2 separate regions of the Homo sapiens genome follow, and region 1 is linked to region 2. Evidence: chromatin contacts called from ENCODE Hi-C or POLR2A ChIA-PET data. All regions are on one chromosome and are shown on one strand. Each heading gives the region's core, a stretch centred on a gene start or an enhancer-like site at or near the end of the contact. The rest is flanking DNA. Distances are from core to core; before and after follow the strand shown. Region 1 holds the start of C2orf74-DT (C2orf74 divergent transcript). Region 2 overlaps PUS10 (pseudouridine synthase 10).

The links. Hi-C counts contacts between places; a loop is a spot of excess contacts on that map. ChIA-PET counts read pairs that join two places held with the same protein, here RNA polymerase II (POLR2A). Pooled maps may share reads with other maps.
Region 1: a loop to region 2 is called in a pooled map, with 2.9 times the contacts of the local background. The contact joins the promoter of C2orf74-DT here to the enhancer-like site in region 2. A Hi-C loop is called at or near these places in 2 of 50 pooled maps. POLR2A ChIA-PET finds 5 or more read pairs at or near these places in 7 of 52 experiments (AG04450, BJ, GM12878 and 4 more).

Annotation. Positions count from the first base shown.
Region 1 is chr2:61,142,288-61,147,811 of GRCh38, forward strand. It overlaps C2orf74-DT (C2orf74 divergent transcript), which reads right to left and starts at 2,688. Exons shown (of 2, transcript NR_036496.1): 1 at 2,486-2,688; 2 at 1-1,658. It also overlaps a transcript of C2orf74 not described here. RefSeq lists enhancers at 1,901-2,822, 2,517-2,866.
Region 2 is chr2:60,963,259-60,968,638 of GRCh38, forward strand. PUS10 (pseudouridine synthase 10) reads right to left here. Exons shown (of 18, transcript NM_144709.4): 6 at 4,244-4,355; 7 at 2,165-2,226; 8 at 1,800-1,845. Among named protein-coding and RNA genes, the nearest start is that of PEX13, 52 kb to the right of the region's middle. Within about 2 kb of position 2,158, at least 6 of the 41 ENCODE cell types and tissues checked have a DNase peak (open chromatin) inside an H3K27ac peak, as active enhancers do; they include GM12878 and OCI-LY7, where a contact is called at or near this core.

The DNA of each region.
Region 1 (5,524 bases), core at 1,438-3,937, 180 kb after region 2:
AAGCATCTCATCAGGTATGGACATGTTGACTAAGAGTCAACTCTGTAAAATGTTTGAAGAGATTTATTCTGAGCCAAATATGAGTGATTATGACCCGTGACACGGCCCTCAGGAGGTCCTGAGAACATGTGCCCAAGGTGTTCGGGGCACAGCTTGGTTTTATACATTTTAGGGAGGCATGAGACATCAATGAAATACGTTTAAGAAATAACATTGGTTTGGTTCAGAAAGATGGAGCAACTCAAAGCAGGGATTTCCAGGCTATAGGTAAAGGTAAACATTTTCTTTTTTTTTTCTGTGATGGAGTCTCACTTTGTTGCCCAAGCTGGAGTGCAGTGGCACGATCTCTGCTTACTGCAACCTCTGCCCGCCGGGTTCAAGCAATTCTCCTTCCTCAGCTTCCCAAGTAGCTGGGACTACAGGTGCATGCCACTACGCCCGGCTAAATTTTTGTATTTTAGTAGAGACGGGGTTTCACCATGTTGCCCAGGCTGGTCTCGAACTCCTGAGGTCAGGCAATCTGCCCGCCTTGGTCTTCCAAAGTGCTGGGATTAGAGGCATGAGACACTGTGCCCAGCCAATTTAAACATTTTCTAATTGACAAATGGTTGAGTTCACAATTGTCTGAAGACCTGGGATCAATAGGAAGCACATGTTCAGGTTAAGATAAAAGATTATAATACTTCAAAAGGTTCTTTTGAAGTCTTATAATGGCTACCCTTAGAGATGATAGATGACAAATGTTTCCTATTCAGACCTTTAAAACAATGCTAGACTCTCAGTCTCTTCAGGATTGGGAGGGCCTGGAAGAAAAAGATCTAGCTGTGTTAATAGAGATTCTTTACAGATGCATATTTTCCCCCACAAAGCACAGCTTTGCAGGACCATTTCAAAATATGGCAAAGAAACATGTTTTGGGGTAAAATATTTTGACTTTCTTCTTTGTCACATGTCATGCCAGAGTCAGACTGGAAAGCAAGTCACCATATATAGGGTTAAATAAAACTCATCTGATGAGAATTTATGGTTTGTTGGGCATGACTCCCCAGGCCCCTTAGATAGGAATTTGGGCCAGATTAAAAAAAAAAAAAAAAATCAAAGCTTAGTCCTGAGGCAGCTTCTGAAATGGTGGGAAAAAATGTGAGTTTTGAGGAAACATTTGGTTCAGCCATTGTTCTTAAGAGATACTGACATTTCAACCTACTATAAAGAGGGAAATTTAAAGTATTAAAGTATTAATGAGTTGGTAGGACCCGCTTTTCTTTTTTTTTTTTTTTTTAATTCACTGGCCCCGAAAGAAACTTCTCTGTCAGGCCACAATATAACCAGATACCAGACACACGAGATGTTTTGGAGGGAGGGTGGTGGAGCCAAGATTGCAGCTCCTTATTGAGGAAAACAGTCCTCAGAGATCCAGAGTCATTTCTCCTGTGTTCAGCTTGAAAACCTTGGGCAACTTCTGGAGATTTCAACGTCTCACAGAGTGCGGAAACATGACTGGCGCAGCATCCTTTCCGGAATTGGTGATGTCCTTCCTGTAAGGGTTGATTTTCCATCTCATCAACCAAATCGGGAAAGCCGCAGCATCCTTTTCTCCAAGAATGACAGGTGGTTTATCTCAGGCTTTTCTGTCCCGGCGCCTTTCTCTCCAATGCAGTCTATGGAATATATATATAGAGAGAGAGCGTGAGAGAGAGAGAGACGGAGTCTCGCTCTGTCGCCCAGGCTGAAGTGCAGTAGCGCGATCTTGGCTCACTGCAAGCTCCGCCTCCCGGGTTCACGCCGTTCTCCTGCCTCAGCCTCTCGAGTAGCTGAGACTACAGGCGCCCGCCACCACGCCCAGCTAATTTTTTTGTATTTTTAGGAGAGATGGGGTTTCACCGTGTTAGCCAGGATGGTCTCGATCTGCTGACCTCGTGATCCGCCCGTCTCGGCCTCCCACAGTGCTGGGATTACAGGCATGAACCACCGCGTCCGGCCTGGAATATTTTAAAATATGCAGATTATTAACCCCGACACTTTTGAAAGTCCTTTGTAACCAACTTCCTCCTCAATATAAAATATTAATGTAATTTGGCCGGGTGAGGTGGCTCACGCCTGTAATTCTAGCACTTTGGGAGGCCGAGGCGGGTGGACTGCCTGAGCTCAGGAGTTTGAGACCAGCCTGGGCAACACGGTGAAACTCCGTTTCTACTAAAATACAAAAAATTAGCCGGGTGTGGTGGCGCGCGCCTGTAATCCCAGCTACTCAGGAGGCTGAGGCAGGAGAATTGCTGGAGTCCGGGAGGCGGAGGTGCAGTGAGCCGAGATCGCGCCACTGCACTGCAGCCTGGGGAACAGGGCGAGAATCCGACTCTTTAAAAAAAGAGAAAAAAATTTAAGTAATTTAATTTTTTATTTTTTTCCGCCCCCGCCGTCCCGCCCCTAGCATTAATTTTTAAAACTCGCTTTAGACACCGTTTGGAGGGGGCCAGGTGCTGAATACCTGCTGATGTAATGCAGTGATTTTTTGTTTGAGGGCCACAGGAAGACCCCTTGTGGCTGTTGTACTGGCATTCCCTCTTCATAGCAGGGATGGTGCCTCTGGACATTTTCCGACAGCAGGGATCGTTGGGTGAGGTTAGCAGCGCCAGCCCGGGTTAGCGGAAGCAGCCTTCAGGTCTCCTAGGAGAGCAGGTTTATGAGCATGCGCAGCGGATTTTCCGTTAGGGAAGCCGATGGGGCGCGGCTCCTTGGAGCATGCGCACACAAACTTTCCGCTAGGAATCAAGCGAGCATGCGCACACAGATGTTAGGGTTCGGGCGAGCTATTTGGAGCCTGCGCAGTCAGATCCGAGGACATGTTGACGTCGTCCGAGAGTCTTAAAATCCTGCTCTGGCCGGATTCCAGACTCGTGGGGGAAAGGCTGGTATGTTCGTTTTATAACAGGAGTTTTAGCGTCATCTTTTGTCCTTGGATAAGTTTTTCCAAATATAAATATATTAAATATTCATTTAAAATATCTAAGAATTAACAGGCAGCAGTGCATTAGACAAATGGGCGAAGTACTGGGGTACCAAGTTCACAGAAAAATAGTAGTTAAAAATAGACTTTAAATATATGAAAAGATGCTTAGCTGCATGTTTTTGTGTTTTTTATTTATTTATTTATTTTTTTGAGATGGAGTCCTGTGTTGCCCAAGCTGGAGTGCAGTAATGCAATCTCGGCTCACTGCACCCTCCGCTGCCCGGGTTCAAGTGATTCTCCCACCTCAGCCTCCCGAGTAGCTGGAATTACAGGCAGGTGCCACCACGCCAGGCTAATTTTTATATTTTTAGTAGAGATGGGGTTCACCATGTTGGCCAGGCTGGTCTCGAACTCCTGACCTCAGGTTATCGGCCTGCCTCAGACTCCCAAAGTGCTGGGATTACAGGCGTGAGCCACCGCGCCCGGCCTGTTTTGTATTTTATTTTTTCTGAGACAGGTGGCACGATCACAGCTCACTACAGCCTCCACTTCCCAAGCCCAAGCAATCCTCCCACCTCAGTTTCACCAAGTGCTAGGATTACAGGCCAGCTTCAGTTTTAATAAAAATGCAAATCATCATGATTGGTGAACATTGAAACGTTTGGTAATATACTCAATATAGGAGGGTGTCAGGAAAACAGGTGCAGTGTTACAGTGCTAGTAGGAGCAGAATGCAGCAATCCTTAGTGGTTATCAAAACCACACTGAATAATATTTGCATTTTGATCCAACAATCCCACTTTGGGGAATTTTGCCTCCAAATACACTTGCATACATGTAAAGTAATATGTGTATGAGATTATTGATTGTAATAGCAAAAGGTTGTAAACTACGTGAGTATCCATCAGAAGACTGATATTATAAACTACAGTACATACACACAATGGAACATTATGCAGCTATGAAAAAGAGTGAGGAATCAGTTCCCAACATACTAATGTGGAACCATCTCTAGCATATCTTACTAAGCGAAAAAAGCCCAGGTGCCAAACAGTGTATAAATTATGCTTTTTGTGTAGAAAAGGATAAATGAGAGTCATATGATCCTTATTTCCACATAAATTCTGGCAATATACTCAAGAAACTAATAGTCATGGTTTCTTATGAGATGGAGGGTAGGACTGAGATAGGGTGAGAGACTTCTCAATGTATTCCTCATTATAATATATTGAATTATCTGAATGCTGTTCATTAAAAACAAAAATAACACTACAATAACTTTTTTTAAAAAAGCTAGAAACATATAATATTAAAAAAGGGGCCAGGTGCGGTGGCTCATGCTTGTAATCCCAGCATTTTGGGAGGCCGAGACGGGCAGATCACGAGGTCAGGAGATGGAGACCGTCGTGGCCAATGTGGTGAAACCCCGTCTCTACTAAAAATACAAAAATTAGACTGGCGTGGTGGCGCATGCCTGTGGTCCCAGCTACTCAGGAGGCTGAGGCAGGAGAATTGAATCGCTTGAACCAGGGAGTCGGAGGTTGCAGTGAGCCGAGATGGCGCCACTGCACTCCAGCCTGGCGACAGAGCAAGACTTCGTCTCAAAAAAAAAAACAAAAAACAAAAAAACTGGAGGCTGGGTGTGTGGCTCACACCTCTAATCCCACCACTTTGGAAGACTGAGACAGGAGGATTGCTTGAGCACAGGAGTTTTGAGACCAACCTGGGCAGCATGGTGAAAACCCACATCTACAAAAAGAACATCAACAACAAAAAACCTCCAAATTAGATGGGAGTGGTGGTGGGCGCCTGTAGGCCCAACTACCCGGGAGGCTGAGGTGGGGGGATCGGTTGAGCCCAGGAGACAGAGGTTACAGTGAGCTGAGATCCTGCCACTGCACTCCAGCCTAGGCAACAGAGGAAGACTCTCAAAAAAAGAGAAAGAAAGAAAAAAAGGTGAAATTATGGGAGATTTTTCCTTTCCTTTCCTTTTTTTTTTTTGACAAGGTTTTCTCTGTTGCCGAGACTGCACAATGGCGCCATCACAACTCACTGCCCAGGCTCAAGCGATCTGCGGGCCTCGGCTTCCCAAAGTGTTGGGATTACAGGGGTGAGCCACTTTTCCCAGACAATAATATTATTTTACATGTTTTTACACACAAAAGAGTTTTCTTGGAATAACAAGAGTTCATCCAAAGTGTTTTACCAATTTCCATTTCCATCTGCAGTATCGAAAACCTTCCTCTTGCTGCATGTCCTCACCAGTTCTTAGAATTGACAGACTACTTTTTTTTGTCAATCCTGTGGTATAAAATATTACCTGATTTTGTTTTCACTTTGCATTTCTGTGATAATTAGCGAGGTGAGCCTCTTATATTTATTGCCCATTCGTCCTTTGTCCTTTGAGAAGTACCTTTTTTCTATTTTGCCTTTCCCTTTTTTATAGGCGTTTTAAAAATATTCTATACGTTGATCCTTTAAAGATTATTTGTGTGGCAAATATTTTCTACCAGTCTGTGGGTTGCCTTTTTGTTTGTTTTTTGTTTGTTTTGAGACTGAATCTTGCTCTGTCGCCCA
Region 2 (5,380 bases), core at 908-3,407:
ACAGGAATTTAGATTGATTCAGCTACCTTTTCTTTCCTACATCCCTTCAGAGGCCACAGTATGTAATTTAGGAGTTGGCTGCCAGGGTAAGGGATAAAGCAGAGCCAACCTGCCAGCCCTGGCATCTAGCAACTCAGTCTCACTCACCAGCCACAGAGTAAGCAAATCCACTGTACTGAACAGAAGGGCATCTACAACAAATGTTCCACTTGGATTTTTTAAGATAAGAAAAGCCAAACTGCACAGTAGACACACTAGAACTAATTAGTGCATATATACATGGCTTACCATGATAAATCACAATTAGTTCTTCTGTTAGGAGAAATCACATTTGACTGAAAAGGATTACAGTGTAGGCAGCTCAACAGTATATCACCAAAGGAATAATTTTTTCAAAACCATATTCTAGGGAACACTATGGCATTCTATAAGATACCATAGGGTTACAACTGAAAATTAAGTGCCTGTTTGATAAGATATGAAATCTTAGGCTTGAAAAAAATCTCAAAAAGTCATTCAATTTGCTCCCAGCCATGAGGCAAGAAAACTATACTTCAGACTCTACAACTCCCACTGGCCAATGGTGTGGTGTCTATGATGCTTTAACAAAAATCTCCTTATCCTATTACTTGATGCCTATTATTATATTTCCTTAAGGGTAAATAAAATAAAACTAGGTCTTCAATGTAGATACATCTTACAGGTTATTTGGGCAGAGCTTCCCAACTGGCATAGCAAAGCAGTGGACTATGGTTGTGCCAAGATGTTGATCTCTTTAGTTCAGAAGGGTTGCTGGGCAGGGCCTCAGACAGTGGAAACCCCAGGCCTGTTGCTACCAATCTGAAGCAACTCCATCCTGTTAAGCTCAGGGTGCTGAACAAACATGGAATGTTTTAGATGTGCCATGATATAAGAAAAGTAGGGAGGTGCTGCTTTCGGCTTGGTCTGCATTTCTAATTATTTCTGCACAGGGCATTAGGCAAATGTTACAAACTTCTTTCCCCCAGTTCTAAAAGGCCCAGCAATTAGTCAAAGCAAGAGGCAAAACCAACAGATGTACATTTGACAATGAGCTTATGTTCTTTTTAACAATCACAACAACAAAATGAATGTCAGTAAAACTGTAGGAATGCCTAAGTCTACGTACCAAACCACCTACGAAACTGATGCATGAAAGATGACCAATATCGCACCACATCATTCTATCCTGACATGATACGAGCTAAGAGTGTATGTTAACTAACTTGTCCGTTAACATGAAGATTAGCTAACATTAAGATGATAAAGAAGAGTTTGAATAAAAATGCCCTTTTTGCAAATGTAGCCAGAAAGAGGACATGTTAATTCAGGACTGTCCTAAATAAAACAACTTACTTTGAATTATATATTCTAAACATTGATTTCTGGAAAATGGATATTAGCTGAAAGTTTGGAATGCTACTGATACTTACCATTGATTTTCTCAGATGATGTAATTTGAGGGATTAAAATCTAAACGTCGAATTTAATGAGTAATAGTAACATCACTGAAACACTGATTCTAAATTTAACATCGTCAGGGGAACAATCTAGACACTACACAAACATGAGGATGTTTGTGTGCTACAACTTCCTAGCCAGAGGTGAAGGTTGAAAAAGTTGAAAAACAAAAATTAATGTAGCAAATGGAAATATTTAAAAGCTGATTCTTAGTATAATAGAGTTGCCATGTTTCTGATGCATATCCTTTTTGTTGGAAATTTGAATATTCAGCTCAGACAAAACTCACTCAAGACTAAGAAGCGGGAACCTTTCCTTACCTGTTTGTTTTTGGCTGGCTTAAAACAATCTGGGCATATCGCAGCTCTAAAATAAAATTCAAGTTAATATAAAAGGTTAATGAGTTTATTTTGGGGTAGATATAATTCAAATATATTTCATACAAAATGGCTGCTAAACTCAGGACATCAGGAGCAGACAAAATGAGTCCCTGTATGAGCTATATCGGTTTGCCCAGGAACTATGTTCAAGGACACATTTTATTTTTTTGAGGGCACATTTTAAACCTACTAAGACATAACAAGTTCTTCTCTTTCTTATTAGGAAGAGAAGCAATACTATTTTCATGAAAACCAAACAGCATTAACAATTTTACACCATTGACGTTGTTTACATGGCAACTTACAGGAAGTGGCAATCCTCAACTGTTTCTGGGTGAGCAAAGACCACACTCACTTCAAACAAGCTCTAAAAATTATAAAGACAGTTTAAAAATGAGCAAAAGGAAACTAACATCTAACAACTTATTAATGGAAATAGAAATTAATTCTCAAAGATTGGCTCAGAAAAGAATGACCAGAAAAACTGGAAATACTACTGCTCTCAAATCAACTTGTTATCAGGGCAGCTGTAAAGGAAATAGTTTTGTTTTTTTTTTTAACTTCTAAAACTCAGTCATTAGTGATCCTACCAAAAAAGTTTTAAAATAAATGTGTATACTTTTTGGACAAATGTGTAAATTAGGTATAAAGATGAATGAGAATTTACAGAATTGAAAATAAATAATAACAGAGAGAAATGAAGAATTATTCTGCCAATACTATGATTTGAATTATTAGCAAGGCAAAAAACATACTATTCAGATCCCTAAAAACCATATGAAGCTTCTTTTTAAAGTGCTCAAACGTCTTAATGGATTTGAGTTTTAAAACCAGATCTTAATTTTTTTTGTTTTATTACAAAAATTATACACATAAATTATAAAATGATCAAATACAAGACAGTTTTTCAATCCCACGCCACTGAAGCAGAACCATTAACAATTTGATGTTTCTTTCTAGGCATTTTTGTGAATATAAATGTATATGTATTATTTTTTAAGACATGCTTTTGGAAAATTGCTTTAATATTATATCATGGAAATCTTTTCAACTCTAGGGACTGTCAGACATTTAAGCTGTAGAAAATTTTTCTGTAACAAAAAAAAAATGCTATAATGAACATCCTTGTACACCAAAAAAAGCATGATTTTATACTTTTACCTCCATGGAGAATATACAAAATTCCATATCGGGGAGGGGTCAGGGGCAGGAATAGCTAAAAATGCCATACTATGTTGCAATTTTGTCTTTATATTTACTGAGTTCATTGGATAGTTAGTAGACCTATTAGCTACTCTAGAATCACAATAATGAATAGCTTTTTTTTTCTCGCTCCTTATTCTAATCTATACAATAATTAAAATGAACAACGCATTCCTTTTATTCAGGGAAACTTCACTCAACCCACATCTTTTGTTTTCTATTTTCTGTTCTCACTGATACAACATGTAAAATTATTTGTGCTTCAAAACTGAAATTTGAGGTAAAAATATTTTGCATTAATGACTTCTCTAACTTCCAAAATACTTTCATTACCTCATTTCCTCTTCATGCTATCTGTGAAGTGGTTTTATTCTCTATTCTCTCAATACTCGGTTTACAGAACAGAGCATATTCTTACAGAAGGAAATATTACTGCATAATTCAGAATGGTTTTGAAAAACTGTTTAGCTTTAGTAGATGGTTTTGTGATTTTATTTGAATAGGGGTGTATCTGATATTCAGGGAATTTCCTTCTAGCAAAATGATGAAGCAATGAGGCCATAATATTAAAATCTAATTTAAGATGACCTTCCTGTTTTCACACCTGGAAGCCTGTTGAGTCTTCCCTGAAAGTCAACCCATTTCAGAGACTGAGGTAAGGTCTGCTCTGGAAAAGGGAAATGTTCTGTTTTCAAAGGCAGTTACTGCCTAAAAGTAAACAGGGGGATTTGAGATACCAACAAGGTAGGATTGAGCCCATACTCATTGTAGTTGAATAGGTTCTGTCCATGCATTTGAAAACAAGATTAGCCACAGATAAACCAAAATTAAATAGTCCAGAGTTGACTCTATATTTGCTTGCAGTTATTTATATGTTGCTTTGCATCAAGTCTGATGCTTTGCATCAAGGCAAAGATTCATTTCTAACCTTTTAAGGTCAATTAGGGCACCTGGTACCTTCATAAGTGTCTTAGATCATAAAGAAGTCTAAGGGAAAAAGAAAAAAAGAAATGCTTTGACTTCAATTTAAGACTATCAGAATTTAACATTTTAAAAGCTTAAAAAATCCTTCACTGGATTATTTAAAAAGAAGTTTTTTTGGCTAACCAAAACCCTGCCATATAATTAAGTAAAACTAGTAAAATCAGAGAATAAAATTAACAATGCTGTTGACCCAATACCTTTCCATCAATGGGAACACCCAGTTCCTCTGAAAACAGGGGGTGAGTTATCCATTTGTAGGCTTCTTTTAGCTGAACTATATCATCTCTTCCCAGCGACAGACTCTGCTTTCTGAATAACATAAAAATTAATTCACTGACATGAAAAACTTTACTTTTTCTATTAAAGGCAAGAATTTATGCAATTATTTTTAAAATATTGATTGAGTGCCTAGTATGTACCAGGCACTATTCTACACATTAAATAGAAAGCAGAGAACAAAGCAGACAAAAATTCCTCACCTCATGGACCTTATACTCTAGTGGAATCATGGAATTACTTTTTTTAATGGCATATAACACAATTTTTAAAGCTTCAAAGTCAAAAGCACACTATGGGTTTTTCTAAGCTAGAATTGCCAGATTCCAGGATTTATACATCAGAAGACAGAAAGATGGGATAGAGATGATTGGTTTACTGCTCACAAACTATAAAACTGTGTATTACAATAATCACATCCACATTTTAATGCTTGCTTTTCCCCTCTTGTTGAAAATGGGGCTTACTTTTGGGAAATCAACAAAGAAGCTGTACTTTTTAAAAAACTTTACTGCTGAAGAAGAAATATTAAATCCTAAAGTATCAATGTTCTGAAATGCTCATCAATGTATTATCAGATAAATAGCTGAATAAAAATTTGACATTCCCCCAAAATATACTCATGAGACAATAAATAGGTTTTGGGAAGTCCCTTTTATAAATTATAGCTTTAGTTTGTAACCTAAAATTGTGATAGAAAGGAACTTGAGATAAAAGGGATGAAAAACATGGTGTGGTATTATTAAAACTCCTCTACTCTGCTGAGAACACTGGGATATTACTAACAAACTAACAAGCCCACGTCATTCAAATAATTAAAACTTCAAACCAGCCTTATGGCGATTTATAGGGCTGCTTTTAATGAAAGAGATGTAAGGGCCAACTTATGCATCATCCCTTTTAATGCCCAATTTTCACTGATAGAAATTACTCCTTATAGGCAACATCCATTGTAATTTAAGACCAAAAGACACTACTAACCACAGGTTAAAAACAAAAAGTAATTAAGCTAATGGCTGAATTTAGTTGATCAGAAAAAAAAAAGAATATGCAGATCA